Linked DNA regions of Homo sapiens: region 2 is linked to region 1. The links are chromatin loops, found by intact Hi-C in ENCODE. Cell type or tissue: heart left ventricle. All regions are shown on one strand.

What was found. Peaks named below come from ENCODE experiments on the same cell type or tissue, not always from the same donor. Only the 100,000 strongest peaks of a DNase experiment are listed, where the experiment ranks them.
Region 2: it touches region 1 in a loop (4-fold over the local background); 21 of 110 quality-filtered maps call a loop at or near these places.

Annotation. Positions count from the first base shown.
Region 1 is chr2:9,809,759-9,817,758 of GRCh38, reverse strand. LOC105373421 (a long non-coding RNA gene) reads left to right here and starts at 3,042. Exons shown (of 3, transcript XR_007086206.1): 1 at 3,042-3,539; 2 at 7,612-8,000. RefSeq lists an enhancer at 7,817-8,000. In heart left ventricle, CTCF peaks have their summits at 3,547 and 3,751 (motif pointing left); a DNase peak (open chromatin) is centred at 3,732; H3K4me3 peaks cover 500 bases.
Region 2 is chr2:10,093,161-10,101,160 of GRCh38, reverse strand. No RefSeq gene overlaps it. Among named protein-coding and RNA genes, the nearest start is that of CYS1, 17 kb to the right of the region's middle. In heart left ventricle, CTCF peaks have their summits at 3,382 and 3,585; a DNase peak (open chromatin) is centred at 3,590; H3K27me3 peaks cover 1,600 bases.

The DNA.
Region 1 (8,000 bases):
GCATGCATTTCTGTTGGCTGTAAACCTAGAAGTGGACTTGCTGGCTCATAGGGTGTGCAGATATTCAATTTAGTAGACAGAGTTTTGATGTTGTTGCCCAGGCTGGAGTGCAATGGCACAATCTCGGCTCACTGCAACCTCCGCCTCCCGGGTTCAAGCGATTCTCCTGTCTCAGCCTCCTGAGTAGCTGGGATTACATGCGCCTGCCACTATGCCCAGCTATTTTTTTTGTTTTTTTAGTAGAGATGGGGTTTCACCATGTTGGCCAGGCTGGTCTCGAACTCCTGACCTCAGGTGAACCGCCTACCTCGGCCTCCCAAAGTGCTGCAATTACAGGCGTGAGCTACTCTGCCTGGCCATCTTTTTCTTCTTTTTTTTAAACTCTGGCCAGAGGAATTATAGAAGGTTCTTGAGAAGCTGGCTTTAAAAAGACCATACATAGGCCAGGCACAGTGGCTCATGCTTATAATCCCAGCACTTCGGGAGGCCGAGGCAAGAGAATGACTTCAGATCAGGAGTTCAAGATCAGCCTGAGCAACCTAGTAAGATCACCAGCTACACAAAAAATTTAAAAATTAGCCAGGCACGACGATGTTTGCCTGTAGTCCTAACTACTTGGGAGGCTGAGGTGGGAGGATTGCTTGAGCCCAGGAGGTACAGTGAGTTGTGATCGCGCCACTGCACTACAGCCTGGGCAACAGAGTAAGACCCCGTCTCAAAAATAAAAATAAAAGCCTATAAACAATGATCAGGACCAGGACTGTACTGGGGGAGAAAAGGAAAAGAAATGTCGGGGAGAGGGAGTCCACGGGCAAGATCTGCAGGCCGCAAAGTGACTGGTGGATTTTAGGAATAGTCCAGACTAGTGTGTAGGACTATAGGCCCCTGTGGATTGGACATGGGCAAGCTGTCCTTAAGAAACATCTGGCCAGGCATGGTGGCTCAGGCCTGTAATCCCAGCACTTTGGGAGGCCGAGGTGGGCAGATCACTTGAGGTCAGGAGTTCGAGACCAGCCTGGCCAACATAATGAAACCCCATCTCTACTAAAAATACAAAAAAAAAAAAAAAATTAGCCAGGCATGGCAGCTGGCGCCTGTAATCCCAACTACTTGAGAGGCTGAGGCAGGAGAATTGCTTGAACCCAGGAGGTGGAGGTTGCAGTGAGTTGAGTAGCAGAGCAAGACTCTGTCTCTCTGTCTCTCTCTCTCTCTGTCACACACACACACACACACACACACACACACACACACACGCACACACAGAGAAACATCCCAGTGTGGTTAAACCTCTGGGCCTCTTCCTGCCTCTGATTTTCATCAATGAGAATGGGAGAATATTAACTTCTCTCACAGGATACAGAGTATGTTAAGGAGTCGTAATTCATCAATGTTGTATTGGTTTTTCTCTTTCTTTCTTTCTTTCTTTTTTTTTTTATCCTTTGTTGGTGCTTTGCTGTCTGTGTGGAGGACACAGAGAGTCATAAACCACGATCTCCTCTCTTCCAGAGTTCCTTCTTGGCGTTAGAGTCATCGGCCGGCTGTGTTGTAGCCAATGTGCTGAGCTTTGCGGCTCCTGGAGCTAGCTCCCTTCCTCTCCGCTGCCTCCATGCGTGGAGGTCACTTGCTGGAACGCAGATGTGTGCAATGCCCAGAGATCCAAGTAAAATATCTCAACCGGTTCTTGTGGTTGTGGAAACACCTTTGGCTCCCAGATGGTTGACACTGACAAACAGAAGTCCCTGCTCCGTCTGACATCACGTGGCTCAGCTGCCTTCTCAAAAAGTGAGCTTCCTGTGTGGATAAGGCAGCCCCATAGCCAGCCTGGCAACAGACAGCTTCATGAGAAGGGAAAAGATGAAGACGGATTCCCGGGCGAGGCCGACAGTGAGGCCGACAGTGGATCCGCCATTCCTGCCTGAGCCTCTTCCACAGCTGTCCTTTTTAGAGGTCACCAGACCTTCCTCACACAGACCTCATGGTGCCCGCACCTGGACTCATTAGAAGGTTCTGTTGCCTTAGCTTAGTAAATTTTCATGGAGAGCTTTAAGTTTTTCTTTTTGCATGTTATCCTCATGGTTGTACTCTCCAGGGGGCTTGTTCCTTCGGTAATTATCTTTAATGACGGTATTTCCATATTGACGCGAGGTGGGTGGGGTGTTGAAGAGAGAGGGAGACTCGAGACGGTGCATTGACTCTGGATTACATTAGAGGGGTTAGATGGATGAGTGTTAGTTACATCCCAATCAGAACATTTGCACCACTAGGTTTCACCAAATGCCAATCATACTGGACTGAGCTCCTCTGCTCCTCTCCCTGAAACATTAACAAAAAGTCATTAACAAAAAGCCTTCCTGTTCTGAAGGCAAATATCTATCTATCTATCTCATCAGTCTTAGGGCTGGAAGAGATGCAGCTCTGGGCTGGCTCTGATGCGGACTTGTCACAAAGGCTTGGGTAAGTGACTTCATCTTGCTAGGGAGAAATGGTCCCTTGTCCCACGTTCAAATGGTCGCCACCTTCCAGCTATAGTAGGATCTAGGGTGGGGGCAGAGCTGAAGGCTAACCCTGGGCCAATGGGTCAACATGATGTCATGTGCATTAAGCAGGAGATTGTCCTTGGGGACCTGAGAAGACGCCTAGGGTCAAAGGAAGCTGATTTTTCTGGTTATTAGAATGGTCCCATTTCTCTGATTTCAGGGACTTCAGAAGACTTCTAGATTTGGTCTCCCCAAAGCCTGAAATGTCACTAGGGGTCACCCCCTTGACTAAGAGTTTGCTTGCTGAGGGCTCCTGTTAAAATGCTCAGCGTCACCAAGCAGGGCTGTTTGCATGCACAACGCCTGCTCATAGACGCACATTCACCTGCAAGCTTCCCTGGCTGTCTCTTAGCAGAGCCTGGACGGAATGGGATTAGGGAGGCCAATTCTGAAAGACTGAGCCTGAGGCCGGGGGACAGGACATTGGGAGGACATGTCCTTGTATGGCCTGCTAGGGAGGGTGTGGCAGACAGTGAGGACAATGGGCGGGCACGCCAGGGCAGCAGACGGTGGCCAGCTGCTCTTGGAACCGTCCCTCTCCAGCCCACCTCTTTGTACCATGCTTCAGTGCAGGACACTCTCACCTCGAATATTGCAGCAGCCCCTTCCCTGGTCTCCCGTAGCGCCTACCCCGCACTGAGGCGTCCCTGGGGAAGGGAGAGGCCAGGCGGCTGGAGTCTGCTTCCTATGGGGGCTGCCCCTGGTCTCCGGCCTTCTCCCTTCTCCTCTCCAGTCCTGCCCTCATAGGTAGCGAGAGGGGTCGAGGGCCTTTAAGAAGCTTCCCGAGATCTTCTGAATCCTCAGCAATCTCCTGCCCTGGCATTCAAGGCCTGCCTGTCTAGGATCCTGTCTCTGCAGCTCTGCCCACGTGACCGTATCCTTGGAAGAAAAAAAAAATGGGGATGCACAAAGTGACCAGCACAGGGTATTCGTGATGACCGGGGAACAGAGATTGAGAAAGCAAGAGCCTTCCTGGCAAATCTGGGTTCAGACGCGGCAGAGGTGGGTACTGTGCCTCCAACACGTTTTCACAGCTCAGTTCTCACGGAGTCCCCATCACTGGGCTGACTGAGCCCCTCATCCTGAAAGGCCAGGGGGCCTTCTTTAGCGAGGCCGTCTCGCTCTCCGGTGTCCCCCTCCGCCCTTGCTGGTTCATCCAGAGGGGCCAGGGCGCTTAGCCCTAAGTGAGGGGTTGACGGCGCCACCTGGTGGCACCGCGCCTCCATCGCGCTGAACGCTGCTGATTCCAAAGCTTCGGGGCTCAGGGTCTCTGATGGGAAGACCTCACTCTTTCAGCCTGTGTGTCCTGGCTTCCCAGGCCATGGCAGTGCTGGGGCACTTAAAGTACCTTTGGGCCTCCACACAGACTTCTAACTCAGGGTGGACAGAGGAGAGAGCATTCTGGAACCTGCTGGGCTGTCCCAACCCCATCCCCTGGGAGTTTCAGCACAGGATGCACTGGGACTGGCCAGGCCTTTGGAGGAAGGGCGTGCCCGGGGGTGAGACCACAGCCCCCACTCGCCACGGCACCCAGGGGTTCCCAGGGAGCCTGGGCAGCCTGTTGGCCAGAGCTTGGGATGGAGGCGTCCCTGGGGAAGGGAGAAGCCAGGCAGCTGGAGTCTTTGCTTCCAGGAGAACCACTGGCAGCCTTCCTGTGGGTGCTGTCCTGGGATCGGGACTGGGCCTGGGTAGCATGCGTCCTGCCAGAGAGGAGATGTGGGCAGAGTTTGGCCAGGCCACTCAGGCATCCCTTTCCTGTGGGCGGGTGGGCTTCCCTTCCTGAGCCCCAGACGTGCGAGATCATTGCCAGGACTTTCTGCCAGCAGCCATGGCAGTGATAGGACACTGAAAGCACCTTTGGGCCCCCACCAGGATGGTGGACAGGGGTCCTTGCCACCCCCTCCTCCCCCACGCTCCCCCCACAGCACTGTCTGTTCCCTGGACGCTGTGCTGAACCTCTGCTCCAGTGCTCGTCTTGGCTCCAGCCTCATAGAATCGCCTTCCCTTTCTTCCCAACCAGCTTCTTCAGCTCGTCTTGGCTCCAGCCTCATAGAATCGCATTCCCTTTCTTCCCAACCAGCTTCTTCAGCTTCTTCTTTCTTCTTCTTCTTCTTCCTCTTCCTCCTCGTCTTCCTCCTCTTCCTCTTCTTCTTCTTCCTTTTTCTGAGATGGAGTTTCACTCTTGTCGCCCAGGCTGGAGTGCAATGGTGCCATCTGGGCTCACCGCAACCTCTGCCTCCCGGGTTCAAGTGATTCTCCTGCCTCAGTCTCCTGAGTAGTTGGAATTACAAGTGCCCGCCACCACGCCCAGCTAGTTTTTGTATTTTTAGTAGAGACGGGGTTTCACCATGTTGGCCAGGCTGGTCTCGAACTCCTGACCTCAAGTGATCCGCCCACCTCTGTGTCCCAAAGTGCTGGGATTACAGGCATGAGCCACCGTGCCTGGCCTTCCATCTAGCTTTGATTCACCTCAACAAACGTTTTCCAATTCCCATGCCCTGGGCCTGGGCGACCTGAATCCGTTCCAGCCCTGTGAGCTTATGGTGATGCTGGAGAAGTCAGGCGGGTAAACAGATCCTATCAGTGAAACTGCCCTTCCCTGAGTCAGCCTAAGCCCCACTTCCTCTAGGAAACCGTCCCTGCCCCACTGTGCACAGTTGGTTTGTTTGAGAGCAGGGAGACGCCCAGCTCCAGTGGGGGCTCAACAATGCTGCCCTAGCCAGGGAGCAGACACCTCACTGCTGCCATGTGTGGAAAGTCAGGGGCAGGGGACTTCTCTGGGGTCTGGTCTGGGCCCCTATGTGTGGCCCCTCGCTAATTTCAGGCCCAAGTGGCTGGGGCAGGCACAGGGCCCTGAGAGTCTGGGGGCAGCTTCTCCGAGCTCTCAGGCTGTGAGGGCCTGAGCGGCCAGCCCTTCTCCAGGGCAGCACTGGGAAGGGTTCACAGGCTTGCCAGGTTAAGGCCCGCCACCTGCGATAATGGCCCGGATTTGGATTCTGCTACTACAAGCATAAACATGTGACAGGAGGAGGCCAACAGCGGCTAACAGAGCAGTGGCGCCCGGAGCATCTGCCGGGAACCAGCAGGACACACAGGAGGGGGACACCGGGGCTCCCGGGGGGAACTGGCCCGGCCGCCGGGGCAGGATAACAGGACTGAAACGGGTCTGCCGGTTCTCTCTGGCCAGCTGCAGGACTTCCCACCCTTTTCCCAGTCAGGGAGTGTGTGATACTGCGCCACTGCCACAGAGCACAGACTGGGGTGGCTGAGACTCCGCCATTTACTCCCTCACAGTTTGGGAGCCAGGAGGTCCAAAATCAAGACAGGGGCAGGGCCAGGCCCTCTGATATTCTGGGCAGAATCCTGCCTGCCTTTCCAGCCGCTGGCCTGGCCGGGAGCCCCCGGTGTCCTGGCCTGCAGCGGCAGTGCCTCGGCCTCTGCCTGTCCCCACGAGGCGTCTCCCTGTGTGTCACTGTCCTCATGTACCATTGTCTTCCTCTTATAAGGACAGTTGTATTGGATGACAGTCCGTCCTAATGGCCTCATCTGAACTTGATTACTCTGCAAAGATTCAGTTTCCAAATAGGTTCACCTTCACAAGTACTGGGGTCAGGACAAAAACATCTCTTTTTGGGGGGCACAATTCAACCCTGAACGGGGGAGAAACTGAGCTTTGGTGAGATGAGGGGCAGAGCCTGGCACTACGAGTTCCAAGCTTGACGTTTCTTTCCAGTCCTGAGTTTTAGCTTAAAAATTCTTGCATTTCTGCATTATTCTCTATTCTGAGTCATGTTTGCTTTAACAGGAAATACAGTATGATTTCTTCAAATCTTTGCCACTTCAACATGAAGAAACGTGTTTATCCTGTGGCTCCAAAATCTTCAATGTGTTTCTGAATTTTCTCAAGGGAATTTCTCCCCAATTAGAAAAGTATAAACCAACCTGGATTCATGTAGTTCTCATAAAAATCCAGGCTAGGCACGATGGCTCAGGCCTGTAATCCCAGCACTTTGGGAGGCTGAGGCAGGTGGATAACCTGAGGTCAGGAGTTCTAGGGCAGCTTGGCCAACATAATGAAACCCCATCTCTACTAAAAATACAAAAATCAGCCAGGCGTGGTGCACGTGCCTGTAATCCCAGCTACTCGGGAGGCTGAGGCTGGAGAAATGTTTGAACTCAGGAGGCGGAGGTTGCAGTGAGCGGAGATCACACCACTGCACGCTAGCCTGGCCGACAGAGCGAGACCCCATCTCATAAAAACAAACAAACAAACAAGCAAACAACAACCCAGTGAAGTATGCATAGTTAACAGAAGAGGAAATCGAGAGGTTAATCTGCTAAGGTCATACCTCATAGGTATAGGATAGGTATACGTAGGGGAGTCCACGTGAGAATTCAGTTCTTTTTTGGCTTATTGATCAGGTTAGGGTTTTGTTTTTTTTTTTGGAGTCTTGCTCTGTCGCCAGGCTGGAGTGCAATGGCACAATCTCGGCTCACTGCAACCCCCGTCTCCTGGGTTCAAGCGATTCTCCTGCCTCAGCCTCCCCAGTAGCTGGGATTACAGGCATGTGCCACCATGCCCAGCAAATTTTTGTATTTTTAGTAGAGACGGGGTTTCATCATGTTGGTCAGGATGGTCTCCTGACCTCGTGATCTGCCCGCCTTGGCCTCCCAAAGTGCTGGGATTATAGGCGTGAGACAACGCGCCCGGCCTGTTTTGTTTTTTACCATAAGTGCATGATGAGGGGAGATGAGGAAAGGGGAAGAGAGAGAGAGCACTGTGACCATCCCCTAGCCCAGGAGAGAGATTTGTATGCCTGTTGTGAAAAGCAGGGATGGGAATTCTGAAATAAAAACACAGTTGGACAGTTTCCCACGGAGTGGTAACATAAACCCACCCAGGCCAACCATATTCAAGTGCTGTCTATCTACCCAAACGCCCATGTCAGAAATGCCCTCCGGTGCTTCCATGTAGAAGGGAGAGAAGCACTTTTACATTTTAGTTCTGCTTGTTATTTGGAAGTTATTTTAAAGGTCATTGAAGTGGGCTTTTTGTTGTTGTTGTTGTTAACAGACAGCTGTTTCCAGCCACTGCTATGAACCCATCTAAGTGAAATTGTGAGGACTAAGGAGAGAGGCACCCATGACTGCCTTAATCCACTCCTACCCATCGTCTCTTCACCCATCCACCCATCCTTGCTGCAGACCTTTACTGGGCACCTGTGCCAGGAGACCATCACTGCCCATCAGAAGCTCATACAGGGAGAAGCAGTGGCCACAGCAGAAGGCGTCCCGGGTCCTAGAGAGCACCTGGAGAACAAGGGAGAGCTGCAGAAACCGCCCTGTCTGCATGTGTGCCCTCATGTTCTTGGGTGCATGTCTGTGTTTGTGTGTGTGTTTGCTTATGTGCATGTGCAGTGTGTGTGTGTTCGAGACAGAGCGAGACTGAGAGTGCAAGTGGGT
Region 2 (8,000 bases), 280 kb before region 1:
TAGAGAGACAGTCCCCAACTTATGATGGGTTACATCCTGATAAAGCCATCATAATTGAACTTGATGTTTAGACAGTATTCTATAAATAAATACCAACACTTGAATAGAGAGACAGTCCCCAACTTATGATGGGTTACATCCTGATAAAGCCATCATAATTGAACATATAATTGGAACATGCATCTAATACACCCACCCTACTGAACATCACAGCCCAGCCTCACCTGCCTTAGGTGCTTGGAGCACTTACATTACCTACAGTTGGGCAAAGTCGTCCAGCAGGAGCCTATTTTATAACAAAGGGTTGGATTCCATACGCAGATGGGCATTGTGTAGACATTATGGGATGTATAATCACAAAATACAGTATCCAGAGATTGCTGGCAACACAGTGCACTGTGCAGTGCTGGCTGTTTACTGCTCGTGATCGCCAGGCTGACGGGAGCTATGACTGCCCATCATGGCCAAACAGTCCCTTACCGATATTGCTAGACCAGGAAAAGATCAAAATTTGAAGTACAGGTTCTACTGAATGTGTATCTCTTTCACAGCATTGTAATGTTGAGCAATTGTAGTTGAGCCATCCTAAGTCAAGACCAACTATATGTAAAACAAAACCTTAAAAATCATTATGTTATGCTGGGTGTACAGTGGCTCACACCTGTAGTCACAGTGACTCGGGGGGCTGAGGCAGGAGCATAACTTAAAGCCAGAAGTTTGAGGCCAGCCTGGGCAACATAGTGAGACCCCAATCTCAAAAATATATGTGGGGGGGGGTTGAGGGGGTCTTAAATATTTTTTAAATTATTGCAAATTTATATCAATTCTCATAAGTGACTTAAGTCATATTTACAAATTATTATAACCGATTCACTTGAATACTTTGCTATTGCAAATAAATAAAATGCTCACAAAGTCACAAAGAGCATTTTCGGGAGCCCCTGCAGATGCATCCCCATGTCCCACTCCACTCTGTTCAGGGAGGGAGGGGAATGCCCTGGCCTGGGTGGAGGCAGCAAAGAGCCTCCCCATGGCCTCATTCCAGCAGGTTCAGGCGATGGGAGGGAGTGTCCCTAGGAGACTGAGAGGGAGCAGTTGAGGTGGGTGATTCTCTCTGGCTCACTCTGTGAGGGTCACCATAGGCTGTCTGCATCCCTTGATCAGAGGTCTCAACTCCTGTCCTCATACAGTCCTGCTTCTCTGGGTCTGGTAACTGCTCGCTGTCCACCCCACTGTTCCTAGCCCCAGGGTATGGCACCACCCTTAGGGTTTCCTTCACCTGCAGAGAGTTCCTTTATTATTTTATTTTATTTTGTTTTGTTTTGTTTTTATTTTTTAACCTCGGAGACATAGATTGGAGTTGCCCTGAATATATGCTCCCCAGAGAGTTCCTTTATTAAGCTCTTCTCAAATGAACCCATTTGAGGGTGCCAGCTGTTTTCTGCCAGGACCCTGACGGATAACTCCATGGTTCTCATTCCTTTCTTTACTAATAACTATGCCTATCTAGGTATCTTCCCAGGGTTACAATAATCTTAGAAGACTGAATTAGAAAAAGTCTTTTCTCAGAGTAGGCCTGGTACAGATTCTGAACTAACATCAGTTGAGCCGGGCACGGTGGCTCACACCTGTAATCCTAGCACTTTGGAAAGGTGAAGGTGGGAGAATCACTTGAGGCCAGTAGTTTGAAACTAGCCTGGGCAACAAAACAAGACCTATCTCTAAAAATTAAAATTAAAATTAAAAATTAGCCAGGCATGGTGGTACATGCCTGTAATCCCAGCTACTCAGGACTCAGGAGACTGAAGCGGGAGGATCACTCAAGCCCAGCTGGGCTTAAGCCTAGGAGGTCCAGGCTGCAGTGAGCACTGACTGCACTCCAGCCTGGGTGACAAATGTCACCCTGTCTCAAAAAAATAAAAAATATATTTAAAAAAACCACTTTGGGAGGCCGAGCCGGGCAGATCACAAGGTCAAGAGATCGAGACCATCCTGGCCAACATGGTGAAACTCGTCTCTACTAAAAATACAAAAATTAGCCAGATGTGGTGGCACGCACCTGTAATCCCAGTTACTCGGGAGGCTGAGGCAGGAGAATCGCTTGAACACAGGAAGCGGAGACCCATGAGGCCAGGCGTGGTGGCTCACACCTGTAATCCCAGCACTTTGGGAGGCCGAGGAGGGTGGATCACAAGGTCAGGAGTTCGAGATCAGCCTGGCCAAGATGGTGAAACCCTGTCTCTACTAAAAATAAAAAATTAGCCAGGCGTGGTGGCAGACGCCTGTAGTCCCAGCTACTCGGGAGGCTGAGGCAGGAGAATTCCTTGAACCTGGGAGGCGGAGTTTGCAGTGAGCCGAGATCATGCCACTGCACTCTAGCCTGGGCAACAGAGTGAGACTCCATCTCAAAAAAAAAAAAAAAAAAAAAGACCCACAAATAGATTTAGTCTCAGAAACCTTTTGGAGAATCACTCTTTGGAGTGCCTTGCATTTGGTCAAGGCTGAGTTTCTGATGCACCAAGAAATGCTGCCATGATGATTGCAGGTTCAGGGTCCCCAGAAGGCCGTGGGACTCTCTTCCTCCCCCTCTGAACACTCATCCCTGAGATGCTCCTTGACAAAGAGCTCTGGGAAGTGTTAACTACTCACCTCATCTCCCTCCTGGAGCTCTCATTCGCAGAGTGAAGGTCCTGAGAATTCTTGCAGGAAAGAAACTTATGTAACTTCACTGGACTTAGGATACAATTGGAGCAGGTAGCCTGTCCCTTGGCCCTTCTTCTGGGTTCCCAGGCCCACCACCTGGACTTCACCCTCTGGATCTTCCTCTGTAGCTGAGGGTGGAAAAGAAGGCCAAGGAACACTACTTTCCCTCCCCAGCCTCCTCCACCAAGACCTCCCCCGCCCCGCCTCACTCTTGCAGGCTTTTCGGGGAGAAGAGGGAAACCACTCATGCCATTTTCCCAGTACCATAGATGTTATTAAGAGAGAAGAAATGCATTTGAACCAAAGCAGCAGGTGTACAGGTGTGTGTGTGTGTCCTTTATTCTACCAAAAGCCCCATCTCCCACTCAGAACCTCAATGAGTCCATTTTTCCTTTTCCTGAGCACGCACTGCGCCAACATTTGCAAAGGAGTATCTTGCCCTTGGAGTTGTTAAGGATGATTACCTTTAAACAATTGCAGAGCGCAATCCTCGCACATAACAGGTGCTCCACAAGTGGAATGGAACGACATGCTGTGTTTGGGGCCAGACATAAAGATCTTATTAATCTCCGTATTTCCTCCAGCACTGGGCCCTGCACATGGCAGGACCACATAAATAATAAATTTTGTTAAGAGCCAGTGATGGTGCAGGGTAGGGGGTAGGGTCATCAGTTTCCCAAGTGCTTCCCTCCTCAAATACATGGAGGACCCTAATCCAATAGTGCGCTTTCCCCCTTGGCATCTGTCAAGCCCCTTAGCCACTCTCACCCCCTCCACTGAGGGGCAGATGACTAGGCTGCCCTCAGTCCTCCCGTGTGGAAGTTCCAGGAGCCCCACCCAGCCAAAGCTCTGGAGTTAGCCTGGAAATGTGTACCGCTGGCGGCCGCTGGGGGAGCCCCAGCCTCGCAGTGGCTCAGGGCCTTTTCCCCCAGGCAGAAGCAGTGAAAAGCTCTGGCTCTCCTGCTGGGAGGAACTGGGAGAAACTGACCTGAAACACGACCTGAAGGAACAGGGGCCGCCGGGTGGGGGCTGGTTTGGAGGCGAGGGCAGGATGCAGTTGTTCATTATATAGAAGACACTGGGACATTTTTATTGCAGAAGAGACATCTTATTGCAGAAGAGACATTTTTATTCCACATTGCACACAGGTATTGACACAGTCAGCTGAGCATCAAATGGGGCTGGGTGTGGTGGCTCACACCTGTAATCCCAGCACTTTGGGAAGCTGAGAGAGGCAGATCACTTGAGGTCAGGAGTTGGAGACCAACCTGGCCAACATAGTGAAACCCTGTCTCTACTAAAAATAGAAAAATTAGCTGGGTGTGGTCGCATGTGCCTGTAATCCTAGCTACTCAGGAGGCTGAGGAGGGAGAATCACTTGAACCCAGGAGGCAGAGTTTGCAGTGAGCCGAGATCGCACCACTATGCTCTAGGTGGGTGACAAAGCGAGAGTCTGTCTCAAAAAAAAAAAGGATGGATTTGGAGGACAGGCCGACCCCTGTGGAGCCCCTCTCTGCTCACTGGCTGCTAGCGCCTGGGGCAGCTCCACACTCCTCTGGGAGCCGCTGCGCTGGGAGGCCTTCACCTGCTACCCTGCGCAGTCCTCCCACTGGTCCTCTGTCCTGTGATCCAGGGGAGCTGCTTCCCTCTCCCCAGGCTTCTGCTTGCCCACCTGGAAGGATGGCGTTTAGGCTGCGCCGGCTCTGTCCTTTGAGCTCTGATTTCCAACCCTATTCATATGTCCAGAGCCAAAGGTAAAATAAGGCTATGATTAAAGCAGCCCCACCCATCACCAGAACAGGGTGGCCGGGGCTAGGGCCTCAAAACCGGTCACTGAGTTGACACCAGCCTTCAGCTGGTGATACATTCTCCACTCAGTTACCAAACTTTTCTCATGAACTCCAGGGAACAGGTTCTTTCCACTGACTTTCTGGGAAAATGTATTTCGAATTTTAAGTAGCTGTCTTTTGCAAAACCGTTTATAGCTCACTGTTTGAGCCTCGTTATCTTCTACATGCTGTACTGATTCCTCAACATGCATAATCACTTTTAATTGTATTCACTTCTCACAACAACACAGCCAGGTGGGCATTTATTATTCATTGCACTTGAAGGCGCGGTGAGATGAAGTAGTTTATCCACAGCACACAGATAGAAGACTTCCCCTGAATCCAGAGTGCCTCCATTTCCCAAGCGCCACTGCTCCCTAGAGTTGGCACTTGGGAACAGACCCCACTCCTGCTCCAGACAGACAATGTGCATGTGGCTAGAAATATCCCTGCCCTAGAAGAACAAAAACCTATGAGGAGCAGTTCTGAGGACTATTTGCCCAGGCTTGTCCCGGAGAAGAGAGAGGCTGTCATACATCCTCCTCTCACACTATTCAGCAAGGTAACAAATAGTTATTGAGGTTCAGACACTGTAAATGCAACCAATAAGTATAACAATTGATAAACATAATCAATAAGTACATTGAATTGTACCTTAGAAGGCAAAGGGTTATGGAAAGAAAATAAAGCAAAATAAAGGGATCTGGATTGGCCGGGCCCGGTGGCACACACCTGTAATCTCAGCACTTTGGGAGGCCAAGGCGGGCAGATCACCTGAGGTCAGGAGTTCAAGACCAGCCTGGCCAACATGGGGAGACCCCGTCTCTACTAAAAATACAAAAAATTAGCAAGGCAGGAAACAACCCTCTTGAGATGCCTGTTCCCCCTGACAGCACAAATGGTGAAGGAAAGGGTTTGGCCCCCGCAAACCCATTCAGGATCAAAGTATCAGCTCCACAGTTTGCTACTGAGATGGAAGAATGCTGCCATTTGGAAGGAGAGACCCCACCTCGCCCCAGCTCATCGGGACCACTGTCCCAGCCGTCCAGCTGGGCTCTGGGCCTTTTGTTTTGTCCTCTCCATTCCATTTCCTGTGCTGGGCAGCTGAAACTCACTCTATAAACTCCCCACAGTCCTCAGAATGAAAACCAACCTGCTCAGCAGCGGTCAAGCTTCTTCTAATCTGGACCCACCCACCTCCCCTCCCATCCCGCACGCTTTCCCATCCCGACTGGCTCGCTGGGCTGCCGATGCTCTTCTCTCTTGGCTGCATGACTGCACAGCCCTTTTCCATTGTCTCTGCCTGGTGAACGCCTAATTATCTTTTTTTCTTTTGAGACAGAGTCTCACTCTGTTGCCCAGGCTGGAGTGCGGTGGCACGATCTCAGCTCACTTCAACCTCCACTTTCCAGATTCAAGCCATTCTCCTGTCTCAGCTTCCTGAGTAGCTGGGATTATAGGCGTGTGCCACCACACCCAGCTAATTTTTGTATTTTTAGTAGAGATGGGCCATGTTGGCCAGGCTGGTCTCAAAACTCCTGACCTCAAGTGATCCACCCACCTTGTCCTCCCAAAGTGCTGGATTTACAGGCGTGAGCCAGCGTGCCCAGCAACCTCTATCTTTTAAGAAGCAGTTCAAAACCTGCCTCTGCTGGGAAGTCTGCCCTGATGCCCCCAGGCAGAGGTACTTGCCCCATGACTTTGTGTGCGAGCTCTATCCAATTTATCCCGCTGGACTGCAGTTATTTGTTCACCCTTTTATCTCCCCAGTCGGTACACGCTTTTTGAGGGCAGGGTCGGTCTATGTCAAGCTCATCTCCCCACAGTGCTTAGCACAATGCCTGAGACTAGCCGGGCCACAAGTGTTTGCAGAATTACAAACGACATGTTCCCTAGACTTTAGATTCCATCTCCATATGCTAAAGGCACCCCCATACCCACGCTCAGCACCGGGCCTCACATGCAGCTGGTGCGCAGTCAATGCATGTGAACTAGCTGATAGGCTAATCAGAGGAAGATCAGATCAAGGAAAGTACCTTACTTAAGCTCTCCGCTCCCCACCCAGTGTTCTGAAACAGGCAGCTAGAGGTGAGAGACGGGCCTGCTGAAAGCTGAGCTTTGTAGCCAAGACCCGAGTGGTGTTACTTGGACTGCTGGAGTCCAGAGGAGCAGGATGGCTCGGTTACCATGGCAACCCGAGCTTGCTCTAAGGGCAGCTGGTGTTCAGATCTCATTTGGACTTAAGAGATGCAGTGGAGAGCCTAATGTAATTAATGATGGTTCAGATGCCACACAAATCCAAATAATCCCCTCACGCATTTGGCCACTAGAGGCGGGCACGTGGGTGCCAGGTTATACGAACTGGAAGATGGACCCTGATCCTTTCAGGAGTGGAAGATGCCGACCCGGCTCCAGTCTGGGAGAGAGTTCCCTCAAGGACAGGTACACATGCTTTACAGATGCCACTGAAGCCATTTGTGCAACTGTCTGCTGGTCTATTAGTATCAGTGGCTTGCTGGTGATGGAGGTCACGGCCGGGAGCCAGGATCCTGGCCTCAGGTTAAGGAAGGTGTCAGAAGGGCATGGTCCCTGGAGGGAGACCCCGAGGCTCCCCCATGGATTAGCCGTGTGACTGTGGGCAAGTATCTTAGGCTCCCCAAGACTCCATGCCCTGTCCATCAAGTGGACGTTCACAGAATCTACCCCATTATGCTGCTGAGGGAACTTCAGAGCCTCACAGGGTGCCCAGCACACCACAGCCCTCAACAAAGCACTGCTCTGGAGCACGTGCTGAGTGGCTTTGGAGGAGTCACTACCTTATTCAGGGCTCTGTTCCCAGAGTGAGTATTATCCAGGGTTCCTTCCACTGCAGACTCCAAAACTCCGTGTTTGCTGTGTGCTCATCCAGAACCCGAGTGGTGCTGCACAGGCCATATGCCTAACGCCATCGTGGGGGCAGGAGGAGCCTCTCTTCACTTTTGGATTTCACTTTCTTCGAAACGCAGGATGCTTTTTGGAAATCAGATTGCTCGGCCTCACACCTGTAATCCCAGCACTTTGTGAGGCCAAGGCGCATGGATCACCTGAGGTCAGGAGTTGAAGACCAGCCTGGCCAACATGGTGAAACCTCGTCTCTACAAAAATACAAAATTATCCAGGCATAATGGCGGGTGCCTGTAATCCCAGCTACTCTGAGGCTGAATAGGGAGAATGGCTTGAACCCGGGAGGTGGAGGTTGCCATTGCACTCCAGCCTGGACGACACAGCAAGACTCTGTCTCCAAAAAAAAAAAAAAAAAAAAAACCACCACGTGCGGTGGCTCACACCTGTAGTCCCACTACTTTGGGAGGCCAAGGCAGGTGGGTCACCTGAGGTCAGAAGTTCGAGACCAAGCTGACCAACGTGGCAAAACCTCCGTCTCTACTAAAAATACAAAATTAGCCAGGCGTGGTGGCAAGCACCTGTAAT